2 separate regions of the Homo sapiens genome follow, and region 1 is linked to region 2. Evidence: chromatin loops called from intact Hi-C (ENCODE). Cell type or tissue: mammary epithelial cell. All regions are shown on one strand. Links, peaks and the distances in the headings refer to the core of each region. The heading gives the core; the rest is flanking DNA. Region 1 has its middle 110 kb from the start of SEM1. Region 2 has its middle 140 kb from the start of DLX6.

The links. A loop is a pair of places that touch in the nucleus more often than their neighbours do. Peaks named below come from ENCODE experiments on the same cell type or tissue, not always from the same donor. Only the 100,000 strongest peaks of a DNase experiment are listed, where the experiment ranks them.
Region 1: it touches region 2 in a loop (5-fold over the local background); 1 of 110 quality-filtered maps calls a loop at or near these places.

What each region holds. Positions count from the first base shown.
Region 1 is chr7:96,595,061-96,597,986 of GRCh38, reverse strand. It overlaps a transcript of SEM1 not described here. Among named protein-coding and RNA genes, the nearest start is that of SEM1, 110 kb to the left of the region's middle. RefSeq lists an enhancer at 947-1,863. In mammary epithelial cell, for the core only: a CTCF peak has its summit at 1,656 (motif pointing left); no DNase peak of the experiment used is centred there.
Region 2 is chr7:96,868,859-96,871,784 of GRCh38, reverse strand. No RefSeq gene overlaps it. Among named protein-coding and RNA genes, the nearest start is that of DLX6, 140 kb to the left of the region's middle. In mammary epithelial cell, for the core only: no CTCF peak of the experiment used is centred there; DNase peaks (open chromatin) are centred at 654 and 1,404; H3K27ac peaks cover 537 bases.

The DNA.
Region 1 (2,926 bases), core at 241-2,740, 270 kb after region 2:
AAAGATATGTTTAGTGACAAAGTAAGATGCAAAACAGCATGCAGAGCATATTGACTTTTGCATTAAAGTAGGTGAGAACTATATATATGTGTTTGTTTACTTGGATGTACAAAAAGAAATATAAGAAAAACACACACGAAACCAATAACAATATTTAGGGCATGAACAATGGGCAGAAGATAACTAGGTGGATTGGGTACAAGAGTGAGGAGGCATTTTACTGTATACAGTTTTAGATCCTTTAACCATGTGACTATGTGTGTGTGCATGTGTATGTGGTGTGTGTGTGTGTATATATATATATATATATCATATATACTATATGAGAAATTTATATATAATTGTAAAGTTCTTCACTAAACCAAAACATAAATAAAGTGCAGGAGTCCAAAAAAATTGCAAGCTGATGAATCTATGGGAAGAATATATAATAGTGACCTGTATTTTATGTGCAAACCCTGTCATCTTGTGTCTTGCTAATATCTCAAGGATAAGCTACCAAATGCCTACAGTTTGACCACTAGGTAAAAGGAGAGATCAGGAAACTTCAGAAAACACAACCACCTGATAATCTTCTTAAGGGCATTTGGAATGCTCAGTGATCCACGAATGTCAAGGCAAACTTCTGATATGCCTCTTCCAAGTTCCATATAAATCTCTTTATCTAAGGTAAACTTTGGGTCAGTAAGAAATGCCAGGGACCTTTGTTTTATGCTCCTGAGTGTTTTAGATGCATTATTTCACGTATACTCCTAATAGTTCAAGACATATACAGCATTTCTAATATCTTTTCGTAAGCAGAGATGGTTAAGGCATTGAATAATCCGGCCCTGACTATGACAGTATGCTCAGTGGCAAAGGAGAAAACACTTTAGTTTGATTCCTAGCCATAGCATTACAAGGATTCAAAGCCTTTCACCTCCTGTCCATTTCTATGTTAGTTTCCCCTCAAAACACTCCCCATTCTCCTGTTACAATACCAGCTTCAGTGTAATTTTATAGCTCATTTCTTATGTACCTAGATTCCTTTCTTTTTTCAGATGGCATATTTGCCTCTGATATCTGGGGAATGCTTATCATTGGAATTATTAAATGTACAAGCTGACACAACAAACCACCAATTTGTTATTTTGATGAAAATATTTTTGTATTTTCAGCAGATGGCTAAAAAATGTTGCCTTTGTTATACAGTCTTTGTTTTGACAAAGACAAAAAAGAGAGAGAAAGAAAGCTCTGGATCATTTTTCCAGTGAAACTTAATCTAAAACCAAACAATTTAGCACGTGACTTCTGAGTGTGTTCCATGTGTTTCTAGAGCCCATTTCCCTGGCAACCTCCACACTCTCCCAGCTGTAGAGGTCAACACAATAGACTTGTCACAGGTTTTAAGTCGGGTAACCACTTTTAATTTGGAGAAATTATTACCCGGGGAGAAAATAGGCTGGTCCTATACTTCAAAGAAAAAAATAGAAATCAAGATGCACACGGCCTCCTGAATTGGACCGACTTAATGGTGCTGTGTGCCTCATAAGCAGCTGTTCAAATAAGTAGCTGCCCAGAGGAAATGTATATTCAAATGCTTCTTGTCATTTGCTTCTCCTTGCTTCACACCTAAAAGCCAGATGCAAGCTCTTCCAGGGCTAACAAATAGATGCCTTCTGGTGGCTCATTATGGTAATTACTGGCCATATATTACTGCCATGTGAAAAGGGTTGTAAGGCAGGCCAGCCCAGGGGCATTTACAAGTGGTTTATTTGTGTTGAGCTATTAAGAATCCGCCAGTTATCAGATCAACCACTGCTCTTTGGGTTTTACAAGCAAGTTGTTCCCTAACAATCTGATCCTTCATCTGCTACCTTTGTGATATGTTTAAGCACCACTTAGAGACCTAACATACTGCTTAGGAAACTTACTTTACCTGTTTGCAAAGAATTTCCAAAGTCCACTGCATCCTATGAACAGTTTCTGCATGAATCCTTCCCAACTCCCTCCCCTCCACCCTATGCCTGCAAAGGCTGCATAGCTTGCTCTATTCTTTGATCGAAGAGGTGTGTAACAGGGCTACACACCTCTTTGTTGGCCATAAGCACCTTCTTGGTGTAAATGAACATGGATGCAACCGAGTTTTATGAGTTTGGACAACCTCAGCGTTCACTTCAGGTTATGATGAGTCTGAAGCTCATTACAAGTTAGGGGGAAAGTCTTCTTTAACAAACAGAATAGAACACTTATGAATATAAAATTAAGCACAGAAATGAATATTTGGAATAAGAAACAATTTTTTAAAAGCTGAAAATCTATAAACATCTGGCCCTAAAAAAAAAATCTAAAAATCGAAAAACAAAACAAAGAAGAATAACATGACTTTTAGAAATTAACTTCCCAACTTTCCTATAATGCTGTTGTTCTTACTTTGGGGACAACAGAGTCTTTGATTGCCTTTTCATATGACAATGGTTTGTTTGTTTGTTTTGTGTTTTTGTGAGATGGGGTCTCACTCTGTCTGGAGTGCAGTGACGCAGTCATGGCTCACCACAACCTTGACCTCCTGGGCTCAAGTCATCCTCCCACCTCAGCCTCCCAATTAGCTGGGACTACATGTGCACACCACCATGCTGGACAGTTTTTTAAGTTTTTGTAGAGATGGGGTTTTGCCATGTTGCCCACACTGGTCTCAAATGCCTGGGCTCAAGTGATCCTTCCACTTTGGCCTCCTAAAGTGCTGGGATTACAGGTGTGAGCCCCTGTGCCCGGCCTAACTATTTTTATATAGAGAAAAGAAAGATGATTCAGACTTTATTTAGCATCATTGATTAAAAAAAATATTACCTAGTTTGAGAAAAGTTCCTTTCAGCTTCATGATATAGAAGCTTCATGTAAATTCTAAAAATTTTTAGAATTCTGTTAAATTTGGGGAAATGTTCAT
Region 2 (2,926 bases), core at 337-2,836:
GAGCAGATTCCTCATGAATAGCTTCCTGCCAACCTCCTGGTAATGAGTGAGTTCTTGCTCTATTAGTTCCTGTGAGAGCTGGTTGTTAAAAAGAGCTTGGCACCTTCTTCCTTTCTCTTGTTTCTGTTGCCATGTGATCTCTGTACAAACTGGCTTCCCTTCATTGTCTGCTGGGTGGAAGCAGCCTGAGGCCCTCACAGGATGTAGATGCCTGATCTATCCAGAATCATAGACCAAATAAACCACTTTTCTTTCTAAATTACCCAGCCTCAGGTATTCCTTTATAGCAACACACATGGATGAAGACACATGCCATGTTCCTTGGGCAACAAGCTTATGATCTCCTCCATCGACTCCACAGGCTGATTGTTATCCACAATGGTCAGTCTGCAGTTGGCTGCTGGAGTGGATGTTCAGGTTGTGGAGTTCCTGCTGGGCTGCACTCAGTGAGTTTAGGCAGTGGACAGGGCATGATGACATTAATAGGGCTCACCCTCCTCAAGAACTGTGGGACCACCACCATTCTGCCTGAGCAGTCCTCCTCAGGGCCCTGAGAGAAGCTGTGTTTGGGCAAAGGTAATTAGCCAGGTGGAAGCCTTGATTGCCCCAGGCCCAGCTGATCACCCCAAGGGCTGATGCAATCCTCACACTGGTTGTGGAACTCAGCTCTCACTAGCAAGCTTCAGCATGTACCTATATGTCAAAAATTGCCTCCAGTGCTTGCTTACCACTGTAGAGTTTTGTTTTCTCTTCTCTGGCCCTTGAGGGAAGGGATCCCTTTCTCACTTTTGCTACAGATTTGATAATTATTACATATTTTATTCAGCTTATTTGCTTGTTCTGTACTGGATGGTTTTCTATGAAAATTCAGTCCATCTTTTTGGGGGAAATGGAATGAGGCTGACTTTTCTTTTATCACAGTCTAGGTCTTCACGTGTTGCTGTGCCTTGATGTAGGATGTTGGTATATCTTTCTTGTGAAATAAGCTTGCGAAAGCACAGGAAGCTTATGTCCTTGATTTATCAGAACCTTATATTGACTACATTTTCAGAATCTTAAATCAGGATATATGGGCAGACAAATGAGGCCATATATTATGGACAAAAGGATAGAATCTTTGAAATTTAAAATTTTATGGCAAAAGCAACTAATTATCCAGTCTATCATTAGACTCCCTTGCTTTCAAATCCCCAACTGGCCACTATTTATTAGCAGTGTGACATGAACAAGTAGTTTACATCCCTTACTGTCAACATCCTTATCTGTAAAATAATATTACTTACATCATGGAACTGTGGTGAGAACTAAATAACATAATCCATATAAAGCACTCGATCCATAAAAATCCACGTTATGTTGAGCAATACAACCCTTGCTCAACAAACAGCTGTTGCTGTTATTGTTACTGGTGCTGTTTTGCTACTCATGTCAGGACTAGCCTTTGGTAAAATTAGTAGGAAAACAAGGCTTGGGTGGACATCCTCTCCTTCTCCTGCTATGTGGTATCCTCTCTCTACTTCACATGCTCCTCTCTCTTAGGCTTGCTGGGGCCTCCCAGTGAGATCTAATTCCTGATACTGCCCTTCCCTCAATGACAACAGTCTGCGCTTTGTCTCCCATTTCTCCCTGCTTTGGTTAAAATGTAGCTGGATATGCCCCATCCTCACCAGACCTTTATTTTTCCAAACTGTCCTGAAAACAATGAAAACCAAGGTGAAAATAGAGGAGAAGCTACTTAATGATAATACACCACGTAGAATGTAACAGTGGTTGTGAATGCTTCCATTTAAAAAGTACTTAATAGGATGGTTATGGGTATGTAACCAAGCCCTTGCACTGTGAATTTTTAGGCTGGAAAGTTTTTAGTATCATAGAGACATTATCCACAGAAGATGAGCAAATATGAGTTAGGGCATGAAAAAGTAAATATATAATATTATTATTCCCATTTTGCAAATGAGAAAACTGTTGCTTAAAGGCACATATGCAATTTTCTTAGGTCACACACATATTCAATGGGAAAGATGTGCATCAGCTCTTTCTAAATATAGAGCTATGGCTCTTACACACAAAGTCAGTGAACATTAATCAGTGGGTAAGATGTGTATGGGAGTCCAAACCCAGCACAAAGTACAATAGGAAGAAAAGGGTAACAGCAGCAATCATGGCAGAAAGACTAGAACAATAAAAAACGGACTTCCAGAAATTTAGAGGGTGTTTACGAAGCCATTTACTAATATGCCATCCACAAGTAATGTTTTACTGGGTAAGGAAAATTGTAGATCCCAAGAATAATACAAAAGAGAGTTAATGTCACTCTGAGACCTTGAGCCTAGCTAGAGGGATGAGAAGAATTTAGCTGTCCTTTGCAAGGAAGTTAGTGGTTACCTAAGAATCATACTTCTTCTGAAGAAATATATATGTATTATAATTTGCTGACTTTCCATGTTCATTCTTTAGTTCACTAGTCACCTGCGTAGGTAAGCTAGTAATGCTGTTTGGAATCCAATAATAATAGAATTGGCTTAAGCCTAGCAGACTATGTATCAATCAGCTTTCTGGCAATTTTGTTTCTAGTTTATCCCAACCTCATTCTGTGTATTAATCTCTTCGATTACAAATTTCAAGAATAAATAATTTCTTTCTATTGTTGATAAAGGAGAAACATCTAAACCTGATTGTACGTTTAATTGATCTCAATGTAAATAAACTTGGGATTATGGATGAATTAATCTACCAGTTAAAAAAATATCTGTAGCAGAGAATGCCCCTGCTTTAAGCATAGTCAGGTAACCTAATTTCATGAAGGCAGATTTCTTTTTTTGCTTGCAGGAAATGTAAGTGCTGACTCCTTTGTTCCTTCTGAATGTTCTATCAAAGACTATTTATAATGAGGTGCACCATTATTCAGTTGCTTTAACAATAA